Regions from separate parts of the Homo sapiens genome. Here region 1 is linked to region 2. A link is an interaction called in ENCODE POLR2A ChIA-PET data of the cell type or tissue named here. Cell type or tissue: OCI-LY7. All regions are shown on one strand. Each heading gives the region's core, and the rest is flanking DNA. Links, peaks and the distances in the headings are about the cores only.

The links. ChIA-PET counts read pairs that join two places held together with the same protein. Peaks named below come from ENCODE experiments on the same cell type or tissue, not always from the same donor. Only the 100,000 strongest peaks of a DNase experiment are listed, where the experiment ranks them.
Region 1: POLR2A ChIA-PET joins it to region 2 with 16 read pairs; 3 of 35 experiments call an interaction of 5 or more read pairs at or near these places.

What each region holds. Positions count from the first base shown.
Region 1 is chr3:17,210,277-17,215,276 of GRCh38, forward strand. TBC1D5 (TBC1 domain family member 5) reads right to left here. Exons shown (of 23, transcript NM_001349074.2): 19 at 3,931-4,094. Among named protein-coding and RNA genes, the nearest start is that of PLCL2-AS1, 160 kb to the left of the region's middle. In OCI-LY7, for the core only: no CTCF peak of the experiment used is centred there; no DNase peak of the experiment used is centred there.
Region 2 is chr3:16,836,479-16,848,056 of GRCh38, forward strand. No RefSeq gene overlaps it. Among named protein-coding and RNA genes, the nearest start is that of PLCL2, 43 kb to the right of the region's middle. RefSeq lists an enhancer at 5,838-6,087. In OCI-LY7, for the core only: no CTCF peak of the experiment used is centred there; DNase peaks (open chromatin) are centred at 5,543, 5,873, 6,033 and 6,633; H3K4me3 peaks cover 2,509 bases; H3K27ac peaks cover 2,461 bases.

The DNA.
Region 1 (5,000 bases), core at 1-5,000, 370 kb after region 2:
TCCTGGGTTCAAGTGATTCTCCTGCCTCAGCCTCCCGTATAGCTGGGACTACAGGCACCCGCCACCATGCCTGGCTAATTTCTGTATTTTTAGTAGCGATGGGGTTTCACCATGTTGGTCAGGCTGGTCTCGAACTCCTGACCTCAGGTGATCCACCTGCCTCAGCCTCCCAAAGTGCTGGAATTACAGGCATGAGTCACCACGCCCAGCCATTTCTCAGAACTTTCAAAGTATCGCTCCATTGTCTTGCTTTTGGTGTTGCTACTGAGAAGTCTGTAGCTATTTTAATTCCTCATTCGTTGTTAGAATCCTTCTTTTCCAACTCTACAAGTCAGTAAAATTCTTTTGTTTGCAGATTTCTGAACTTTTTCAGTAATACATCTGAGTGTAGGTTTGTTTTTTCTTGTGTGGGTCAGTCTATGGACTTTTTCCTACCTTAAAACTCAGTTATTTTATTAATGGAAAAATTTCTCGAATTGTATTTTTCATATTTGCTTTCTTTTATTTTCTCTGTTCACTCTGAAACTCCTATTTTAAAAAATTTCTGGGCCAGTTCTCTAATTTTCTTATGTTTTTTCTCTCTTCTATTTATTTGTTTTATATTCTATTTTCAGGGGAGATTTCCTCCACTTTCTCTTCCAACTCTTCCACTGAGTTTTACATTTTAGAAAAATGTATACATTCGAAAAGGTATCACATTAGAAAAAATATAACATTTAGAGAACAAAAAAATCTATTAAAATATGATTTTTGTTTTCTTGTTCTGCATAGCCTGTTTCCTTCCCAGTTGCTTTTTTCTGTTTTTGTCTTTCATTATCAAATCCTCTCTTCAAGTGTCTGGTGATCTTTGGCTGTCTTGTTCATATAAAATAGTATGAACTAAAAAGCTAAGAGGAAGTTCTGTGTTTGGATGGAGCTCATTAATGGTGGGATCCACTAAGAAGTAACTGGCTGTTTCCTTGGAGCACTCCTAGGGTGAGTATATTTATAGCTGTGTATACGTGTCTTTTGCCTAGAGAAAACCCTTCCAAATCTCCTGCCTGAAGGGCTATACATACTGGTGCTCTGGAAAGCAAGTGGCGGAGGCCTGGGGTCTCAAATCTAGCATTTAAGTATATTCATTACCCCTTTTCCAGTAGGGTGGTTCACATTGGAATGTGCCTGATCTCTCAGACCACAGACATTTTGTACGCTTTTCAGAGAATTAAATTTTCAGTCTTTTGCTGACATAGGGAAGGGAATCTAATTCCTCTTTCAGAAGCTTCTGACCAGTTGTCATGTCTTCAGTTCTACCTTCATCTTCACTTGCAGCTCCTGAGCTTCTGGAGAATTTTACAATGTAAGTCAAGCTGCTTCTTTGTTTTTTGCCTACCACTGACTTAAGGTTCAGCTTTCTTAGGCTGCTTAGTTGTCACTTGTCATCTGTTTTCCAAGTAACAATATTTTTATTGCTACTGTTTTTTCTTGTTTTCTTATTCTTTGAGGGTTTATCTAACTGCCCTTGTTGTCCTTGCAGTGGAATTTTAGGAGGGAACAGAGCTAAATGCTTGCACTAAAGGTGCCAGGTTTAAACTAAAGTTCCTCTCTGCTCTTTTATATACTACAGAATCACAGTTCCTACATGTTGAAGGGATCCCTAAGAGGGCAGGTAGTAAACTCTTCAGAGAGCAAAAATGTTTAATTTGCAGATAAGGTGGTTAAAACGCCAGAAGCTGAGTGTCTTGCCCCAAGACATACAAAGTCACACAGATAGAGAACATGATATTCTATGTACCTTAAATAATTATCTCTCAAAGGTTAATAGTTTGTTTGTTTTTCTAATTTAGGATAATTTCAGCTATAGCTAGATCCTTTTCTGTATTACCTTGGCATCCTCTTCCACTGGGCAGATGAGATCTTATTAAGATATTAGGTGTTAAACTACAGTCATGTGCCACATAATGATGTTTTGATCAATGACAGACCACATACATGATGGTGGTCCCATAAGACTATAATGGAGCTAAAAAATTCTATTGGCTAGTGACATCATAGCTGTCATAATGTCATAGTGCAATGGATTAAGTGTTTGCGGTAATGCCAGCCTACTGTGCGGCCAGTCATATGTAAGTATGGCACATACAATTATGTACAGTGAATAATAATAATCGACTGTGTTACTGGTTTATGTATTTACTACATTATACTTTTTATCATTATTTTATAATGTACTTCTAGTTATATATATATATAAAAAAAGAGTTAACTTTAAAACAATGTCAGGCAGGTCCTTCAGGAAGTATTCCAGAAGAAGGCATTGTTACCACAGGAGTGATAGCTCTATGAGTGTCACTGCCCCCAAAGACCCTCCAGGGGGACAAAACGTGGAGGTGGAAACAATGATACTGATGATCCTGACCCTGGTTAGGCCTAGCCTAATGTGCGTGTCCGTTTTTAACAAAAAAGCTTAAAAAGTAAAATAAAAAAATTTAAAAATAGAAAAAAGCTATAGAATAAAGATAATAAAAAGCATTTTTGTACATCTATCAAATGCGTTTGTTTTGAGCTAAGTGTTATTACAAAAGAATCAAAAATTAAAAAAATAAAAGTTTATAAAGTAAAAGTTATAATAAGGTAAGATTAATTTATTTTGAAGAAAGAACTATTGTTTAAATAAATTTAGTGTAGCCTAAGTGTACAGTGTTTATAAAGTCTACAGTAGTGCACAATAATCCTAGACCTTCACATTCACTCACTGCTCACTCACTCACTCGCCCAGAGCCACTTCCAGGCTCCATTCATAAGTGCCCTAGACAGGTGTACCATTTTTTTTCCTGTATACCTTACCTTATATTTTTCTGTACCTTTTATATGTTTAGATACAAAAATACTTAACATTGTGTTATAATTGCCTGCAGTATTCAGTACAGCACCATGCTATACAGGTTTGTAGCCTAGGAGTAACAGACTATACCATACAGCTTAGATGTGTAGTAGGCGGTACCATGTAGTTTGTATAAGTACACTCTATGATGTTTGCACTATGATGAAATTGCGTAACAACACATTCCTCTGAATGTATCATTGTTGTTAAGCTATGCATGGCTGTTATAAAATGTGGTTAAACGTGAAGTTGGCTTATAATAATTTCAGACACAACCAAGTTTTTAAAGCAGTGGATATGCCTTAGCTATATCCTTTTGAGAAATGTATATAAAGAATTTTACAGGCTGGAGGCAGTGGCTCATGTCTGTAATCCCAGCATTTTGGAAGGCCAAGGCGGGCAGATCACTTGAGCCCAAGAGTTCCAGAGCAGCCTGGCCAATATGGCAAAACCCCATCTCTAATAAAAATTCACAAATTAGCCAGGCATGGTGGCACACACCTGTAATCCCAGCTTCTCAGGAGGCTGAGGCATGAGAATCGCTTAAACCCAGGAGGTGGAGGCTGCAGTGAGCCAAGATTAAGACTCTGTCTCAAAAAAAAAAAAAAAAAAAAAAAAAAGAATTTTACAGCGTATCAAAATAGAATTTAAATGTAGTTTGTATAGCTTTTTAAATGGTAAATCAATTATTTTTAATTTTCAAGAAATATTTAAAATGGAAAAAACACCTTGGTTTGTTTCAAGTTCCATCATTTATCTGTTAAATTTTATAAGAAAACACAGGCTTTGACAAAAAGGCATTTGTAGAGAAAAAAAGGACTGGGATTTGGGAAAGATTCAACTTATTTTAAAATGATGCTACTTTTTTTTTTTTCCAGTGTAATATAGGCTACAGCCTTAAAATATTACTAAAGTAAAATAATAAAATACTTTTGATAAAATAATTCCTTTTAGTCCATAAAAGTTTTAAGAGCTTTATAAAACTGGGCACTAACAGAGCTTTCATAAATGCAGCACTCTAGAGAAGAAAATGAAGAACGAAGAGAAAACTGTCCTTAAATACTTACAGATTCTTTTCTGCCCATAGTTTTGCTGTGTGAGCGAGAACGTGAGATGTTGCTAAAAAAGGAATCTTTTTTAGTAGCAGATGAAGGTGGAGAGCCAGTGAATTCTCTTCCTCCAGGCAAACTCTCAACGCTTGGAGATGAACTGATGTTTTTAGAACTTAGCCCTGTAAGAAAAATTAAGTAGCAATAATGAAACACCAGACTCTTTCACTAAGCTATTCGATCTACTGTTTTTAATAAATGATGATCAATTATGATGCCACTAGGTTGATACTATCAACATAATGACACTATGGAGTATTAAAATGCATGCATTTTTATGTATCAGAATAGCCACTGGTTTTCAAAAAAACAGTGAAGGTATCTACCACTATAGTTTTCTATGTTTTTTATACTATGATTATCCAAGCATTGCACACATATAAAAAGAACTAAAAAAAAAAAAAAATCAAAGTTTCAGTAAACAATGGTTAAATGACTGGGTGTTTCTTCACTAATGGAATAATCCCTTAATTACAGAAACCAGAATCTATTATACTGCACTTTACATTAGCAAGATTAAAAAATCCAAATCTTTGGCCAAAGTTTTTCAAAAAAGCATCTCTCCTCTTCCCTCTGGTAAGGGAAAGTGTCACTGAAAATTCAGGAACATTAACATTTTAGCAAAAACCTGAAGAAGGTGAAGTACCCGCTTTGCAGCAAATATGCAAGAACAGCAAGTGCTAAGGCCCTAATGCAGGATCTTCGGTGTTCAAGGAGATCACAAAGTGACCGGTATGGTTAGAGCTAAGAGCAAGGAGGAGAAGGGTGAGAGATGAGGTTTGAGAGCAAGCAGGGGGATCAGAACAGGTAGGGATTTGTAGATGATTTTGATTAGTTTTACTCTGAGAAGGGAAGCTATGGGATGTCACTAGAGGGTTTGAGGAGAGGAGTGACATGATTTGACTTACATTTTAAAAGGATTGCTCTGGCTGTTGTATTGAGAACAGAATCAGAGATGGTCAAGTGGGGGTGAGTCAGGGGGAACAAAGGCAAAAGCAGAGGAACCAATTTTTGCTAACGCAAAAATG
Region 2 (11,578 bases), core at 2,579-7,578:
GAGAAAAGAAAGATTTTGTGAGGGAAAGGGAAAAGGGGTCGTCTGAATTTGGATTGAGATTAGTTTGATTGGGTAATGGAAAACAACCAAAAAACAAACTAATTCTTTGTCAAATCCCACCACAGAGGCACATTTCAAAAAAAAAGACATCAATGCCCCTGAAATCAGGGAAAAGGCCACCACAGGAATTTCAAATTTCCATCACCACAAACATCCTCCAGCAGTCAGCACCAAAGCCAGATCACGTGACCTCCAATCCATCTGTAGACTGAAACGATAACTTGTTTCAGTTATTTCAAAAATTTCACAGACTTTATACGACTTGTTCCCAAATCTATATAGATGGTGTGATAAGGAACCAAATATAAATTATATTTAAAAGCCCTACTGATCCCTAGTAGCTTTCAGTCTTTTCATCACTCAAGTCACTGAAAGTCTAACTACTTGTACACCAAGAACCATTTTTGACTTTGAAAGAAGGTCCTCTGAGCACAAAGTGAAACTGCCTTTGCAAAAATTGTAACTGAGGAAATTATGACAGTGAAAGACATCAGACCTAACCAACTCCATCTTGCTTCTAACCTTTAAGCTGTCCTTGTTCATTCCTGGGCACAGGGCAAACTAAGCTTAGAAAGAAATTTAGTTGTTTATAGTTTAACTCTGAAACAAACTAAATAATAGCCCTTTGACTGGAACCAGTCTGCCTTTGTAGGACTAAGAGATTAGCTACAAGATTAAAAATTATGGTTTAGGGACAATGCAACCTCTGACTGCAAGAGTCTGAACCTCCCCAAATTGCTCCTGGGAATACCATCACTATTGTAAAAGTCAAGATTAGTGCCCGAGATATTTTGCAGACTCTGCACTTCATGCACCAGCTGATACCACCCAGACGCGTAATCTGGCTCAACCAGTTCTTTGATCTCACCCAGGAACAGAAGACAGCAAAAAATATTCACTTCAACCCCCTATGATTCCATCTCTAACCTGACCAGTCAGCACTCCCCACTTCCTGAGCTCCTGGCCGCCAAATTGTCCTTAAAAACTCCGATCCCCAAATGCTCCGAGAGACTGATTTGAGTAATAATAAAACTCCGGTCTCCTGCACAGTGGGCCATGCATGAATTACTCTTTCCCCATTGCAGTTTCCCTGTCTTGATAAATCGGCTTTCTCTAGGCAAGGTGAACCGTTCGGCAGTTAAGAAAAAGTTGGATCCATTGTATTATAGATGAGGAAGAAGAAGCTATGCACTACCAGGCTTGCCCTGCTGGCCCGTCCTTGGCTTCGTGGAGTCCCGCCAAGCCCACAGTTGCTGGTTCTGTCCACACACTCTCCCACCGCAGTTGTCAGACATGAAAGACATCCCCAGCTGTCTAGAGTGAGAGGGGACACAGAGAGGAGGCTGCAAGGCCTGCCTGTGTTTGTGCCTTAACCTTTAAAAGCAGGGCCCTGCAAAAGGACAAGGGCAGTTTAATTTAAATCTCTCTGGAGCTTAAACTCAGCTCTTTTCTTTTGTTTTTTTGATTCCACCTTGTTGCTCTTTCCTTTCTTGCTGGATTGTGTTTGCATTTTCTCCTGAATGTGTGGTTTCCATCTCGTCCAGCAGATCTAAGGTAATTTCAGTTTTGTTTCTAAAAATGTCATTGTCTGCTTCTTTCCCACCGTCTGTCTTTTGTCTTTGGACAATGTGAATATTTAGCTGCATAACACATAGAGATTCTCTTCCCAGTGCTTTATTTTAGGACTACCCAGATCTGATGTAGTCAATAAAACACTCATCTGTCAGTTTTTTAGCTCTAATATGATGTCTAATGAATACGTTAAGTGACATCACATGAAGCAGAACTGTGGGCTACTGCATTTTTTTTTTTTTTTGCCTGCATATTTTTTGGTACAGGAAAAGTAAGACACTAGATTTTGGATATGCTTTCCTATTTTCTTAAACAAACTCTAACAGTTGTTATCTGTCAAACCCAGGGGACTTCAAATGCTGATACTTGGTGTCTTCAATATGACTACATACATAATCTGGAAATAGTCTAGCCTTCATTTCGTAAAAGCACACATTGTTTTTTTGCTGCAGGCATCTCAATGTTGGAATAATGTCTTATTCTTAGACTTTATGTTTTTCCATTCTTAAGTAATCCTGAAACTAGCTCAATACATTGAGCTGGCTATGTTGTTTTTCAGATGGATTTCCTGAATTGCTAGCATCAAGTACTTTGCTCTCTTTTCATGACACCCCACTTCTATTTATAGCCAACAGATGATCAGAAGCCAGGGTCAAGGACAGTTGCTGTTTGGTCAAGCCCAGCTGTTGAACGCTGATTGGTAACTGGCAAGGTGTGGCAATTGCCATCTGGCCATGCCAGGGTCCTGATAGCACTGCCAGCATTTGTTTAATTCAGGCAAAGCAGCTAACTTCAGCTTGCTCTGCTGAAGCAAACCTGTTTTGGACATCTCAACTGGTAAAATTGGTTCCTGAGTTTAAATCCAACTTGAAAATTTAAAGCAGCACCATCTGAGTCATTGGGGTCTATCAAGACACACTTTATATCCCCCTTGGTTCAGATTCAGAGACAGAAGCATGTAGTCTCAATTCCTTTCTGACGAACAGCATTGAGTACTTCTGCAGAACATAAACTAGAAAACCAATTTCTGTAGCTCAGAAAGATGAGTATTTTTATGGCTCTCCATACTGGAAGGGAGAGATGCATTAAATCAATCATATGAATTAACATGGCATCGTGGAGCAGTATCCTCCAGAAATTAGATCAGCCCCTAAAAGAAATCAAGTCACTGTTAAATGGTGGAGTATACATTCTGTTAGTGAGTGACTTGACACTTGTGAGGGTTGAGGGACTGGTGGGAAAAATGCCTGCTCTCTTGGTTAAAACTTTACTGGGACTGGTATTCAGAACTCTTGGCAAGATTTATGCAGATCCTGCTTTGTACTTGCAAATTACTTTCACAATAATTTCAATCGTTATTAATCAGCAGGCATTGTGTGAATGACAGATGCTATATAATCTCTACAAAACAGTCCTCAGGATCTGGTATTCCACAGTCATTTTCCCCGTGCAAGGACCAACAAAGCCCAGCATCTTCGCCATCTTTCTGGGAGAGGTTGGAATGTTTTCCCTTTTTTACGAGAGGAAATTGAGTCACAGTAAGAATAAATGCCTCTCTGGGAGCCAGGATGACACTCGACCTCAGTTTCTCTCTTAGAATTAAAGGACCCCGGCAAGCGTTCACAAGGAAATGCATTTCCTTCCTGGAGACAGCAATTTTACTTTGAGGATAAAAATTAGTAAGATGCCTTCCTCATAAAAATCTTATTGAGGCTCTCAGAATATAAACTTTGGATATTCTCATGTTCAGAGACCCTGTTTTTAAGGGACCCTGTGTGGTTTGGTGGGCCAAGAGCATCCACTTTGGGGCCCACGCGGCCCAGTGTTGAATCCTAGCTCTGCTACTCAGTTTGTGACCAGATGCTAGCTGGGAGAGGTGGGTGTCCCTCTGAGTCCTGAGTTTCTGTTTGCATGGCCTGGGCTCAGATGCTCACTTAGGGCGGAGCACAGGTCAGATGGGCTGTGGGTTACAGCTGCAGCCTGGGCTCTGGTTATTCCCACCCCTTTCTTTCTCACCCATCCTGGATAGAATCTGTGGTTAAGAACCACTGTATGGATACATAGAGTGAATCTTTGTCAAATATAATATTTAGTAGTTGTATGATTAAATTTAAAGGCATCTCTGGCAAAATCCCAAATAGTCTTACTGATAGCCTTTCTAGTTGTGTGTAGGAAGTGAGTGTGTTTCTGACAGGTTTTGAGATGAGAAATACCACACACAAAAGAAAATCCAAACCATTAGGGTATTTGACTGATAAAATATCTTTTACTGTACGGATCATGAAGAGATAATTCAATACAGATGGTTAATGAAGATATTTTTACTTCATTGGTAATTTCAAGAAATACAAATTCAAAGAACAACAAAATCAAATTTTCACCTGCTACGTTTGTAGATTTAAAAAGAAGATTGACTACTGGTGAGGATGCAGAAAGATGGGCAATCCCGTTTGTGGTTGGCCAGAAATTTGATACAATTTTTATTATACATAGATAAATAACTTCCTAGTACCAAATTTTCTGCCAGTTATTAATACTGAGTGTTATTAACACTGGGAAGTTATTTGTCAATATATAACAAAAAGCCTTTAAAATGTTTATATCTTTCAACCGAGTCATCTATTTTAAAGAAATAATAATTTTGTAAAGGAAACAAAAAGTTATACTCAAAGATATCCTTGCAGTGCTACAATTTTTAATGGGGAGAATTGGAAACAAGCTCAGAACAATAAAAGGGTGGGTGGTTAAATATGCTACTTAGAATGAAATATGCTGGCATTAAAATGAGATTTTAGTAATAATCTATGGTCATAGCTACCATTTATGAAGAGTTTACTATATGCCAGGCCCCAAGCTAAGCACTTTGAAAATATATTATTTTATTTAAATCTTATTACAACAGATTAGTAACCTCCCAACTTCCAACAATTTTATCACCTCATTTAAACTCATTTGACAAATTAGAAAATGGGGGAAAAAAGTGTTAACATGAGCAAATTCTCTTGATATTCCTTTAAGCAAAAAAAAAAAAAAAAAGGAAGTATACAAAGTTGTATGCACAGTAGTCCCCTCTTATCTGCTTATCTGCATGGGATGCCTTCCAAGACCCCCCACCAGATGCCTGAAACCTCAAATAGTACTGAATCCTATATATTCTCTGTTTTTTCAAACTGATAACCAAAACAACTACTATGTGGTATACATCGTGGGTATTCTGGACAAAAGGATATTTCACATTTCAGGAGGACCTAGTGGGACAGCGTGGGAGTTCATCAAGCACCTTAGAATATTGCACGATTTTAAACTTATGAATTGTTTATTTCTGGAATTTTTCATTTACTATTTTCAGACTGCAGTTGACTGCAAATAACTAAAACGTTGGAAAGTGAAAGTGCAGGTGAGAAGGGACTGCCGTAGTTTCAGCTCAACTATAGAAGTACAATAAACCCACTCATAATCTTGTAAGTAGGAATAAAACTCCAAACTGCATAAAGTGCAGGTTTGTATTATTACCAAGTTCCTGAAGTATCAGTGGGGGCTGGAAGGTGGAGGACAGCTCCATCGCTAGTCATTCACATGCATTATTCTGGATACATGAAGTTTAGTGAGAAATTTACCGAGATGTTGAGTGATTTTTCTCTGTATTGTAGCATTATGGGTAATTTATGCTTTTCTGGCTTTTCCACATTTTCTACAATTAGCATGTAGACGTATTGCATTAAAAATGCTTTGAAAAGTTTAGAAAACTTAAAGCAATTTGTTTTACTAATTTTTTAAAATAAGAGGGCAATGACATCTCTATTCTTTACAGTCCTTTTAGATCTGACAGCTCAGTAATTTAGACAGGAGAGAGAAAAGACAAAGCCCAGTGGTCAGAGGGAAATGGGAGGTGTGTCCCCTCCCAGCTACAGTGAGGGGGCCACGTGACGCCTGTGGCAGCATCTGTGGTCACATATGTTACAAGTGAAAAAAATATCACAATGAGGTTGGTAAAGCCTTGGGCATTACCCAACCTCATGTAGCTACCAAAATGTTTATTAAAAAACTATTTACAAAAGAAAGAAAGACACTATTAAGGGGTAAAACCAGTTTTCTGTATTATCTAAGAATAGAGATGCTCCCCCAAGTTAGCATGAGAGGCTAATTAGGGAACAGCGCTCTTTGACAAGAAACAAGAAGCAGGCTGGTCTCCTTCTGCTGTTTGCAGGATCTTTGAAAACTGAACTGAAGTTAACTTTGAGGCCGGCCCAGCATTTGTTAAATCTGAGCTTCTGAAGCTGCCGCAGCTGCAAGGTGTGCTCCCAGCTCCTGCAGCAACCCAAGTAACCGGGGGAAGTGCCGGAGGTGGTGAGCAGAAGTAGGGAGAGGGGCGATCCCCCTGCAGGATGGGATGCCAGGCCCAGGGTTGGGCCTTACAGGAAGTGCCCAGCTTTTGTTGAGGTGGCTGTGCCAAGCAGCAGAGGGCCCGCCCTTGTTTGTTGGGGTTTTCCTACTGGGTTCCGTGATGAGGTGGCTTAAAAGCAGAAGACTCAGAGAACCCTAAACGCTGGCTCAGGCCTGAAGGCTGAAGTTAGGTGCATTTAGAGAAATCGTTCATGTATGCAGGGGGCAGCTGGAGCAGCTGAGAGAGAGAAATGTCAAGTATTAGGTTCCAGATGGGCTCCTAGCAACATAATGCTAATTTTCCAGAGTGCTTTCACCTTTCTTCAGAGCCACTCATTCGTTCCTTCAACTGATGTTTACTCAGTATTGTTATAGGCACTGGAGAAGCCAAGATAAATAAGACACCTTTGCTGCCCATCCAGGTAGGAGACAGAGAACCAACAAACACATTTCAGTGTGGTGAGTGCTGTGGTGGGCCCAAGACCAGGGCACTGTGGGCACTCCCTGGAGAAGAACCTCACCGAAGCCAGGGGTTCAAGGAAGTGATAATATCTGAGCTATGTCTTACTTTGGTGCGTCTCCGATTGTAACGGATGCAAAAAGCACTTGGGGATCGTGTTAAAATGCAGGTTCTGATTCAGCAGGGTTGGGTGGAGCCTGAGATTTTGCGTTTTTAACAAGCTCCCAAGTAATGCCAATGCTGCTGGTCCAAGGTCCACATTTCAAGTAGCAAAGTCCTAAATGATGTCTAAGAAGGAGTCAGCCAGGTGGAGAAGTGGGAAAGGATATTCCTAAGAGAAGGCACATTCCACGCACTCCACTTAGGGAGCAGGAAGGGTTGCCCCTTGAGGGAAGTTGGGGTTTTGCTGGGTAGGCTTGAAATTGCCCTGGGTTGGCCTCTTTATTCTATTAGGGGTTTAATTCATTTAAAGTTTGAATCATTCATTCAAGTCTTTAAGGCTCAGCCCTAAACCTGATATTCTAAGAAATATATTCCTAACACTCACCTGACGTGTGTCCTTAATGGTGCCTAATGGTCTTTTTTCCTTAGTGATCTTTCCCTCTCATGTAGATGATAAGATCCTCGGAGCAAACCCAGTGGTGATGATCAGCCAATGTGATTGAGTTCTTAGGGTCCTAGGCTATAGCTGTACAAGGGAACCCATTGCTTGTTCACACCATAGCTAGCACAGTGCCTGATACACATGAGAAGCTAGTGCTCATTACATACTGAGTTTAAAATGAATGGATGAATTAGTATAAATACCTCAGGTGGGGTTCAGTAAGAAAATAGTAGAGTGATTAAGAGTACAAGCAGTGGAGTTACAATGCCTGGGTGCAAATCCTGGCTCTGCAAGTGCTAGCTTCATTAACCTGGGCACATCCTATAACCCCTTTGTGCCTCAATTCCTCATCTGTAAAATGGGATTGATAGTAATAGCTGCCTCAAAGGATTGTTGAATGCAATAAATAGCATAATACATATTGATTGCTTCTAAGAATTATAAACATTCAATAATTGTTATCTCTTATTTTTGTTAAGGGCTGAGTTTGACATTAGCCAACCTGTCCACATATTAACTGGGATACCTTGGTGAGGACGGGAATGTTTGTCTGAGGTAGGGATTATGGGTGAACTGATGAATCTTTGCTATGCCTGCCCTTCATTAACACACATTATGGCCGGTAATTGTATTATTTTTCGTAAAATACTTATTTGAAGCTAAAATAGGAAATCACATACATAAAGATAAAAATAGAGGTCTTGGCAGGGTTCTTCAAATGGGACCCTCAAGTATGAGCTGGTTTCATGAGATCACCTGTAGTTATTAGGGAGTGCTGTGTGGGAGAATTTTATTCTGTCTCCCTGTGTAATCACCTGAGCTGGGCTTTTGGAATTCTAGATGAGGTAATAAAAATAGGAATGTTTGTCAACAGGCAGCCAGTAGATATACACCTAGCTGAAACTGTATGTCGTATGGGTGAGAAGGCCATGGAAACTTGTGACTTCGCAGCTCAATACTTTTGTGAATTATTTACAGTTTAGAGTGGCTATTGAAAAGCTCTGGGGCTGATACTGTCTTATCTTCTTTTCTTTTTTTATTCATAAATACTTAGACCTGCACTGTCCAGTACAATTGTCACTAGCCACATGTGGCTATTTAAATTAATGAAAATTAAATAAAATTAAAAATTCAGTTGCGCTAGACACAATTCAAGTGCCCAATGGCCACATGTGGCCAGGTGTCACTAAACTGGACAGCACAGGTAGAAATATAGGACATTCCATTGGACATTACTGACAGAGTGCAAGTTGTAGACTTTAAGAGTTGCAGATTATAATTGAGTTACCCAGAGATGGCAAAATCCCAGAACTCATGCAATAAGGATGTTGCAGAATCAAATACAAAAATTAGGAAATGTAAAGGGCAAGTTTGTGTTACCTTTAGACAATAAAGTTTGACTCTACAGAGTTTTGTTCAATAGCTATTAAATAACCAGGCACTCACTCTATGTAAACTAAACAAAGGGCTCTGGGGAAGAAAGCAGAGTCTGTCAGAGGCAATCACTGGCCCTAAACTGCTTGCTGGTGAGTTGGATAGATACTAAGTGCATAGAACATAGTCCAAGGAGGTATGTGAGGAAAAGCTGATGAAATACTGAGACTGGAGTGAGTTCAATACAGGAGGCGATGCCTGACTTTGACATGATAGGAGGTACAAGTGGGACTGAGTCAAGGAGACAGTAATGGGTACAGCATGCTGGGGAAACAGAGAATAGGTAACTCCAGATGAATTAAAAATATTAATAGAACTTGAATGCCAATCTAGACATCATCCTACACATGGTGGGAGCCACAGAAGGATTGGGAGCACAGGAGTGCCATCAAGCAGGTAGTATTTCGCCAAGGTGAGTCTGGCAGGGCTAAAGAACTGGACTGGAAGAACCAGCCATCTTTGCTGGGATACCAGCCCAGAGGTTGTAGAAAAAATCCAGGCAAGAGGTGAGAAACACCTGACCAAGGTCAATGGAAGGGGAAATGAAAAGGGAAGCAATAAAAAGGAAAATTCAAAAGGTTTTGACTGATGGGAAAGATAACTGGCAGAAATGTAGCCAAAATGGCTTACTTATTTTGGATGTTTGGGGTTCAAGAAATACCTGTTGGTTTGGAACTTGACAGGTCGCTCCTCAATGCAATTTCACTGAGTCCTGTTATACCTTCTTAGACTGTTATCTAATGTTGTTGTGTGCATTTGGTGTCTACCTAACTCCAGGGTAAGCAATTTGGGGCCGGTGATTATGTTTGCCAGGCTTTGCTTTCTGCCCCAGAGCGTGTAGTTTAGTGCCATGCATGGAAAAAGTGCCCAGTTATTGAACAGCTGTTCTACAATTAACTATAGTCAAGCCCTATTGTCTAAACTTATCTTTTAAATATACTGAGGTAAAGGGAAGGAATTACTCATTTTAAAATAAAAATTCTGATTAAATGTTCCATTATTTTGGTAAATAGAGATGAATGTGTACGAAATGTCAGTTTTCTGAAAAATGGGGGTAAAAATACCTACCTCATAGAGTGCTGAGGATTACACGAGATGCATGCCAAACTAGCACGTGGTGAGCCATCAGTAAATGTTGGTTGATTCTAATCTAATGAACTGACTTCTGCACGGGATCGAAAGATCCACATATAATTTCATAGCTATTATCTCCCTACTTACTCATCTGTTGGATGCCATAAAATGAGGGACGTTCTGGGGTTCTTCCAGATCACTCCAGGCAGAATTGTTAAACATCTTGTTTGCTCAGTGTTGCAGAAGGCAGGGAGGGGGCTCCAGAGATAACTGCTCACTCAGGTGTCTGGCTCTCCCCTCACTTCTTCCTGCTTTTGTTACTCTTTTGGAGTGGGACAGCTGTCAGTAGAGCACCACAGGATAAGAAACATAACAGTAATAAAGAAAACTTTCCAGGAAGAAAGTTTGCAGTGTTTGTATGTGATGTGGCTGGTTTTCATAAGCATCAGAAAAACAGGGTCATTGCCCTCAAGTTCAATGTCAACTTCTGCCAGAACCTACCCCAGGTTGGGCCATGGCACTGTGAGAAGGGCCACAGCTTCTTCCCTGGGTGCCTTCCAACTAATTCTCCCTTACCTTATATATTGAGGTCAGACAAAGCTATTTCATAGACTATCTTCAGCTTGTCGAGAACTCTCAGGGGCCCCCTTTTGCCTAAACAGGAGGTCTGTGCTCCACTGCTTTGTTTCTCTCCAAAAGCCTTATCCACCATGTAGACTCAACCTTACTTTCTCATTTTCCAAGTCCATCCCTATCTTCAATAAGGAAGAAGTGCACTATTTCATGTACCGAAAGATCCAATACCCACTTCCCTTCTGGCTTTGGCCACAGCCCTCACCCCGGATGACTTCTCTTTTGCTTTCCGCTTTGCTGCATTTCACTTATCCTTCTATAGAGTGAAGACCCACTTCTTTCAAGATGCCTTTTAAAATTATTCCAGCCGGTAAGCTTGTCACTTTTTTCTGGATTCCTACTGCACTTATTTACAGTGACAAAAATTTACTACTCTCTAATTGTCTCTTATTTCTTACTGCTGATTTTCCAACTAGACTGAAGTCAGGGTTTATGTCTCGCCCTTCAAATCACATTATCAAAATTGAAGGTGAGGGCTCTGTGGCATTTAAAAAAATCTTAATTCTCTTTCAGGGTTTTCAGAGCGACCTCTCAGAGACTTGGCCATGGGGCAGAGGCTTCATCTTTTCTCTCCTTCCCCCACCTATTCCCAATCTTGGCTTCTCTCAAGTCCTGATTTTAGATGCCTTACATATTAAGTAAACTTTTGTCTGAAGAAAGGCTTCCTTAGCTAAAGCTTAAGAACTACACAGTTCCCAGCCATTGGAAACTTGAGAGTTGGCTGACTAGTTATGGTGGTGAGGAGTATTCTAGATTGACCCATTCTGCTTCATGTGTATCTAAAAGCTGAATTACTTCAGGGAAGTAAAGTAGAGAATGGGGCTCAGCCCTTGGGAGATGTAGCCCCACACATAGAAAAAGTACTTTGTTGCTTGTAGTAAACTTGGAAAGCACAGAAAAGTATAAAGAAAATAAAAATAATCTCGAATCCTCCTACCCAAAAGGAACGCTTAATCTTGGTGTACTTTTTGGTTTTTCAGTCACACACATTCACATCAATATAATTTGTCCCAGTTGAGATTATCCCACGTATTGAATTTGGTGTCCTCCTTTTTTCACATACAATTATACCATGATCACTAAAATTCCTCTTACATGTATTTGTGATGGCTCATTGTTGCAGATTGGTTCCCCAGGAGACAGACTCTGAGATGCAGACTGGCAAGGAGGATGCTTATGAGGGACCACCCTTGAAATCAACATCTGCCAAAAGGAAGAGAAGAAGCAGGGTTAGACGGAGGGAGAGGCTGAGCTGTGATGTAGGCCTTACCCAACCCCATGGGGGAACTCTGGAATTGGGGTGGCCCTCTCAGCTGTCCTAGACTGGGGCAAAGGGGCCAGACCTTTATACCTCCTGA